2 separate regions of the Mus musculus genome follow, and region 2 is linked to region 1. A link is a loop called in an ENCODE intact Hi-C map of the cell type or tissue named here. Cell type or tissue: heart. All regions are shown on one strand. Each heading gives the region's core, and the rest is flanking DNA. Links, peaks and the distances in the headings are about the cores only. Region 1 has its middle 74 kb from the start of Klhl25. Region 2 overlaps Agbl1 (ATP/GTP binding protein-like 1).

Evidence for each region. Peaks named below come from ENCODE experiments on the same cell type or tissue, not always from the same donor. Only the 100,000 strongest peaks of a DNase experiment are listed, where the experiment ranks them.
Region 2: a loop joins it to region 1, with 7 times the contacts of the local background. A loop is called at or near these places in 26 of 42 quality-filtered maps.

What each region holds. Positions count from the first base shown.
Region 1 is chr7:75,921,126-75,924,045 of GRCm38, reverse strand. No RefSeq gene overlaps it. Among named protein-coding and RNA genes, the nearest start is that of Klhl25, 74 kb to the right of the region's middle. In heart, for the core only: no CTCF peak of the experiment used is centred there; no DNase peak of the experiment used is centred there.
Region 2 is chr7:76,936,432-76,939,351 of GRCm38, reverse strand. The region is part of intron 22 of Agbl1 (ATP/GTP binding protein-like 1); the gene reads right to left. Among named protein-coding and RNA genes, the nearest start is that of Gm30774, 570 kb to the right of the region's middle. In heart, for the core only: no CTCF peak of the experiment used is centred there; no DNase peak of the experiment used is centred there.

The sequences.
Region 1 (2,920 bases), core at 106-2,605:
TATGGCATCAAGTGTCTGAACTATTCGAACTTCTGTAAAACTTTGAACTTGCTAGGAGTGTTGTGCCTGGTGGCAAAAACCATCCATTACCAACATCCTGTGTACATTTCCGGTTTTGATCTGTCCCTGGAGTTCTGCCTGGCTGTCATTTCACAGGTTTCATTGCAAGTCCACAATCAGACCCATTGCATCTTAGCTGCCTGGGAGGTGAGGTTCCCTTCCAAACCTACCCAGGGCAGCTTTCTTCCGATGCTTGTGTTACTTATGAGAGCCTTGGCAGATCTACCTCCTCAGAGTAAAGATCTCTTCAAGCCAAAATGAAACAGCCCTTCTGAATTCTACTCTGTTCTGATTTACTATATTGTGGAGTCCCTGTTAGAATTAACTGAAAGGTGGTTCTGAATTCAATCTCTACTAGAAATGAACCTCGGGAAATTGTCTCATTCTTTAAAAATGTGGTTCCTGTTGAGAGACCGTTCATTCTCTCTACCCCTGCCACACAACCCCTATCTGTATTTCCTAACAATGGAAACAATTTCCTAACAAAGGAAAACTGAGAGCTAGCAGCCAAACTGAAGGCTATGGCTTATCTTCTGAGTGCCAACTGACCAAAGTACAGAGATGGTCAGCTACAGATAGGGCATCTATAGTACACATACATGGGGACCATTACAAAAGAAGGAGTGAAAAGATTATAAAAGCCAGAGGTTTTTATAATCTTTCAAGGAGGACCAGAGCAAAATAGTGTCATTGGAACAAAGCATGAACTCACAGCAGCTGGCACAAGACCAAGCCAATCAACATTCCAGCCTAAAGAGGGGCGGGACTCATAAGCCCACACCCCTAGCTGATGAGCTATTGATAAGTGGTGGCCTCTAGGGGAGGGAGAGTCAATTTTCTTCACAGGTGTGGCCCATGATAGGTCAACCATGTTCTCTGGGATGGCCCCACACCAGCGAGTGTACAGACGACACAAATTGGACTCAGTGATCTAAAAGCAGACAGGAGTGGGTGGGATGGAGGAGCTGGAGAGGTGAGGGTGGATCTGGGCGGACTTAAGAGGAGGAATAGGGATAAGTACAACCAAAAGACATTGAATGGAATTCTCAGAACTTAAAAATCTTGTGACCGTTATCATTCTCCAAGAGAAGGAGTTTGGAGATTGATGTTGGAAAGAAACATTTAGCTAACAGCATGGGTTTTTGAAGCCTGGTCAGTCAGCAGGAATCTCGGGGTCTGTCGCCAAGGGTCCTCCATAGGTTTTCCTCCCAGGAGCTTCCAGAACTCATCCTAGAAGTCACTACCACCCACACAATTCTTCATCTTCATTTTGATCTATATGGCAACCTCCAGGTCACAGTGTCATGCTGTTGGCCTCTTTCCGGGTTTCTTTCTGTGTGTTTGTCCCCACAAGTCCTGGTCCCCAGTGGAACCAGAGGTAGTGATGGCCCTGCTCTCATGAATAGCATCAGTACCCTTGTAAGGTCAGGTGTGAGAGACCTTGCTTTTCCTCTCTCTTCTCTTCTCAAGTGAGGACCCAGTCACAAGATGCCATCTGGAGATCGGGGAGAAGGTCCTCAGGAGACTCTCCATCTGCTGACACCTTGGTCTTCCAGATTTGAGAACTGTGAGAAATAAATGGCTGGTGTTGAAGTCACTCAGTCTGTACCTAGTATAGCTGGTGTTGAAATCACTCGGTATGTATCTAGTATAGCAGCCCAAACTAGGAAACACATGTGTATTGATTTTACCTAAGCCCATCCCTAGTATGCGGTACCTGGAATGAGAATTCTAACAGAATAACTACCATTCCCACTGCCTACTTAAAAGTTAGAAACCAGGGGCTGGAGACTAGTAGCTCAGCGGTTAAGAGCATTGGCTGCTCTTACACTGGATCTAGATTTGGTCCCCAGCACCCTCGAGGCAGCTCACAAATGTCCGCAATTCCAGGTCTGGGGGCCTGGCATCCTCTTTCTGGCCTCCACAGACACCAGGCATGTATGTGGTACACATACATGGACACGGGCAAAACACTCACATAAAGTAAAACTATTCTTTCTCAACTTGAGATTTCTAAAACTTTAGCTATCAAACCAATAAATCATTAAATCATATTCTCTTACCTTGACAAGCAACCTTTACCTTGGCCTAGAAGGGCATATTTAGCATTCTAATACTCAGACACCTTAGAATGTTCTTTAGTGTCTGATGTGTGGCTCCTTAAAGAGCTGGCTCCCAGCCCTACATGTCAGTCCTCTGAGCATCAGCCCTTTCCTGTTCTTGACATGCAAGCTCCACCTTATACCCCGAGGAGCCTCAGGTGCAGATGGACTACCCATACCACATGTCGGAGCTCCATCTTCATCTTCGACCTGAGGTCACCAGTCAGTCACATCCCCCCAGGCATGGGTGCATGTGAGTTCCCCACCCACACCCAAGCTCTACTCCCTCCTTCCATCAGCAGTCACTAATTAGAGGTAATACTACACGTGCAAATTTCCATACACCAATGTCCAATGCCTTACAACTTTCTCTAAGTTTTAAAGAGAGGGCATCAAGCACATTTAAATAGCTGAAGACACTTGCCTGGCCCCTGCCCCACCTAGGCCTTGGGTGTACATCCTTGGAGAGATTTTTCCCCCCTAAGACTCAGACCTGGCTCTTGAGACCCTTTTCCTCTTACTGGGTTGCCTCATCGAGCCTTGCTATGAGGGGAGGTGTCTAGGCTTACTGCAACTTGTTTGGTTGATATCTCTGGGAGGCCTGCCCTTTTCTAAAGGGAAAGAGGAGTGGATCTGGGGGAGAGGAATGGTGAAGGGGGCTGGGAAGAGAGGAGGGAATGAAAACTGCAGTTAGGGTGTAATATATGAGAGAAGAATAAATTTAAAAAAAGAAGAAGAAGAAGAAGAAGAAGAAGAAG
Region 2 (2,920 bases), core at 292-2,791, 1.0 Mb before region 1:
TCGGTGATCTCACCACTGGTAGAGCTGAAAAGGAACACTGTTCCCTAACTCAGGAGGCTTTGTACTGGCAAACAAAATCTTGCCAATCAGAGAATGAAAATATACTTTGTATGGGGTCTTACACAAGATGAAGAATAAAAAGACACTCTTCCATCTGTCCTATGAGAGGGAAAGGTTTTAGCAGATGTCCATGAGAACCAGGTGTCACTGCTTCAGAAATCCGACATTTTCCAGTTCTTAATGTCTACTTGGCTAAATACTTTTGGGTTTAATTTCTAATCTGGAAATCAACATTTAACAAAGCCTGGGATGGCATTGAAGATAACTTAAGTTCACTTTTTCCTCCTTATAGGGCAAAAGAATCCTACTTAAAGCACTTCTATTGTCTTTATCCACTCAGACTCTCCAACCATTTCTGAACGGAGGCAGCCACTCTCTTTACTCCATTTAATTCATGTGCCTTAATTACCAATCAACTCCGTACCAGCCAGCTGTCTTCTACTCAGCCTTATGTCCCCAGTGAGACAGCCATAAATTTTTACATCAACTGGCATCTAGTCTACTGGTGGACGATCTCTTAATAGTATTCTTTCCACCAGACATCTAACCTATCAGGTAAGATTTAGATACTAACAATCTTATGCCAAGAGTCATAGAAACTTTGGGATGAAAAATTCATATGAATAAACACAGGATCCTCTCGTCACTACATGTTTGGAAGCTGAGAAGAGTTCATGGCCAGCCTAGTAATAGCATCCAGCATGAGCTCTTACATCTGACAGGTAGTCACAATGTGGATGAGCCATACTGTGGATGCTGTATTTTAGACTTTATAATGAAAGACAGAAAAAAGATGCAGCTATTCATTAATAGAGTGCACAGTGAGCCCTAGTGAATGGACCCACCACATTGGCTGGCCACTTTTGTCTAAACAATTGAGGCTCTAAGCTGAGTACTTTTCATTCCTTTATAAAAGACTGTATTGCCCCTTTAAAGCTAGGCTATTTTTATAGCCAGAGAACTCCTGAAACAGTAAACATGGAACAGGTATTTCAGGCTTTAAAGGTGAAAGAGGTTATTTAAGAGTGTTATCAGAGCTAGCCAGCTGCAGACGTACACACTATCAGAAAACCGTAAAGCTTTCCCTTCATATATGTACTCAATTATTCATGAGCCACCCTACTGGAGGTTGTTCATAGACTCAGTATTGTCATAAACCTTGAGAGGCCCAGTCCTCCCTGCTGGCCCACTGGATGAATAAAGAGTTTGAGAAATAGAAATAGTCTCTCCATCTACTCAAATCCCAAGAGTCTATTTTGGAAGTGATAAAGATAAGAATAATAATGGTGGTGGCTGCCATTTCTTGATACTTCCTAAGTGTCAAGAAATGAAGCTGACCTCAGTCATTTATGCTAAAGGTGATTAGCAGATGGAATGTGGTCCAATAAGTTTGTGATAGAACTGAGAGCTCAGTTCAGATTTTTGAAGACTATAAATTATGAGCTTCATATCGGTGAATCAACATTTCTGAGTTCTCATAAAAATATTCGTCCTCATCAATTCCTGCAAAAAGAATTGAACATGAAAAGTGGAATCTTAACCATATGACCTGTCCATACATAGCTTTTACTTGTAAGAACATCAGAAGGCAACTCTGCAGAAGACTTTCACTAACAATCTATTTTTCTTAAGTAAATCAGGCTTTACAAATTTATTTGAATCAGAAATCCATTTCTTTTTCTTTTTCTTTTGTTTGTTTGTTTTTGTTTTTTCGAGACAGGGTTTCTCTGTGTAGCCCTGGATGTCCTGGAACTCACTCTGTAAAACAGGCTGACTTTATGAACTCCGAAATCTACCTGCCTCTGCCTCCCAAGTGCTGGGATTAAAGGCATGTGCCACCATGCCTGGCTAGAAATCCATTTTCTAATATATGAGATGTATTTTATTGTCACCAGCACATCCTGGAGAGTAGTGTGTATATCAGGAAAACCACAATGTCCCATGTAGTTAAATGAAGGAGCCAATTATATGCTATGTAGAATTGTAAAATGGGCAGGGCTGCAGACCATTCCAAACCACATAGAATTCTTATTTTTCCAATGCTCTTTTTCTTGGATTTAGTATGCCCACTAGAGCTCTGCTTCTCCATGTTGTGTTCTTTTAGGACAGAGTGGTTGTATAGGAAAGACCCTGGTCTTTGAACCCCACACCTATCTTTATGAGCACATTTATGAACACTTTAGCCTCCCAAGCTCAGATTTCTTGGTTGAAAAAAGGTGGATTAAAACAATAGCAAAAAAAAAGTAACAGCTTTTTTGAAAATATGATAACTAGAATCAATGTGTTTAAATCATGGGAAATTGGTCACCGTTCTTATGCTCTTATTGGGTTCTTATGACAATATGATTTTCCCATTACCTAAGCATAATTCCATTGACTTTCCCTTTGATCTATAAAATCCTGTTCACCAACTTAGGCCCAACTCAAGCATTACTTCTGCTATGAAAGTTTTCACTACTGGTTCCATCATCTTCCTGCTCCTTTGCCCCTTTCTGCAAGTGTTCCTTGTCTCCTATCCAACACCATTCATTATATGGCTTCATGGCACTCTATGTGTAATATCCATATTAGCTCTTTGAAGACATAGCTTGGGCCACAAAGACAGTGACTTGTACACCCAGTGTCCGATGCACCACAGGAAAACAAGTCTCTTAAGAAATATTGTAATCATGAAGATACAAGGATGAGTGTTATAAGTTATGACTTTTGCCTCCAGAGTATTTTCATTCCACCCGAAATGGCTAAACATTCTATATGATGGTATCAAATTAAATGTGTTTCTTATGATGGTAAGTTTTAGTTTTCAACTTGACAGAGACTAGAATCTCTGAGGGAGAGAGTCTCAGTGAGGGATTGTCTA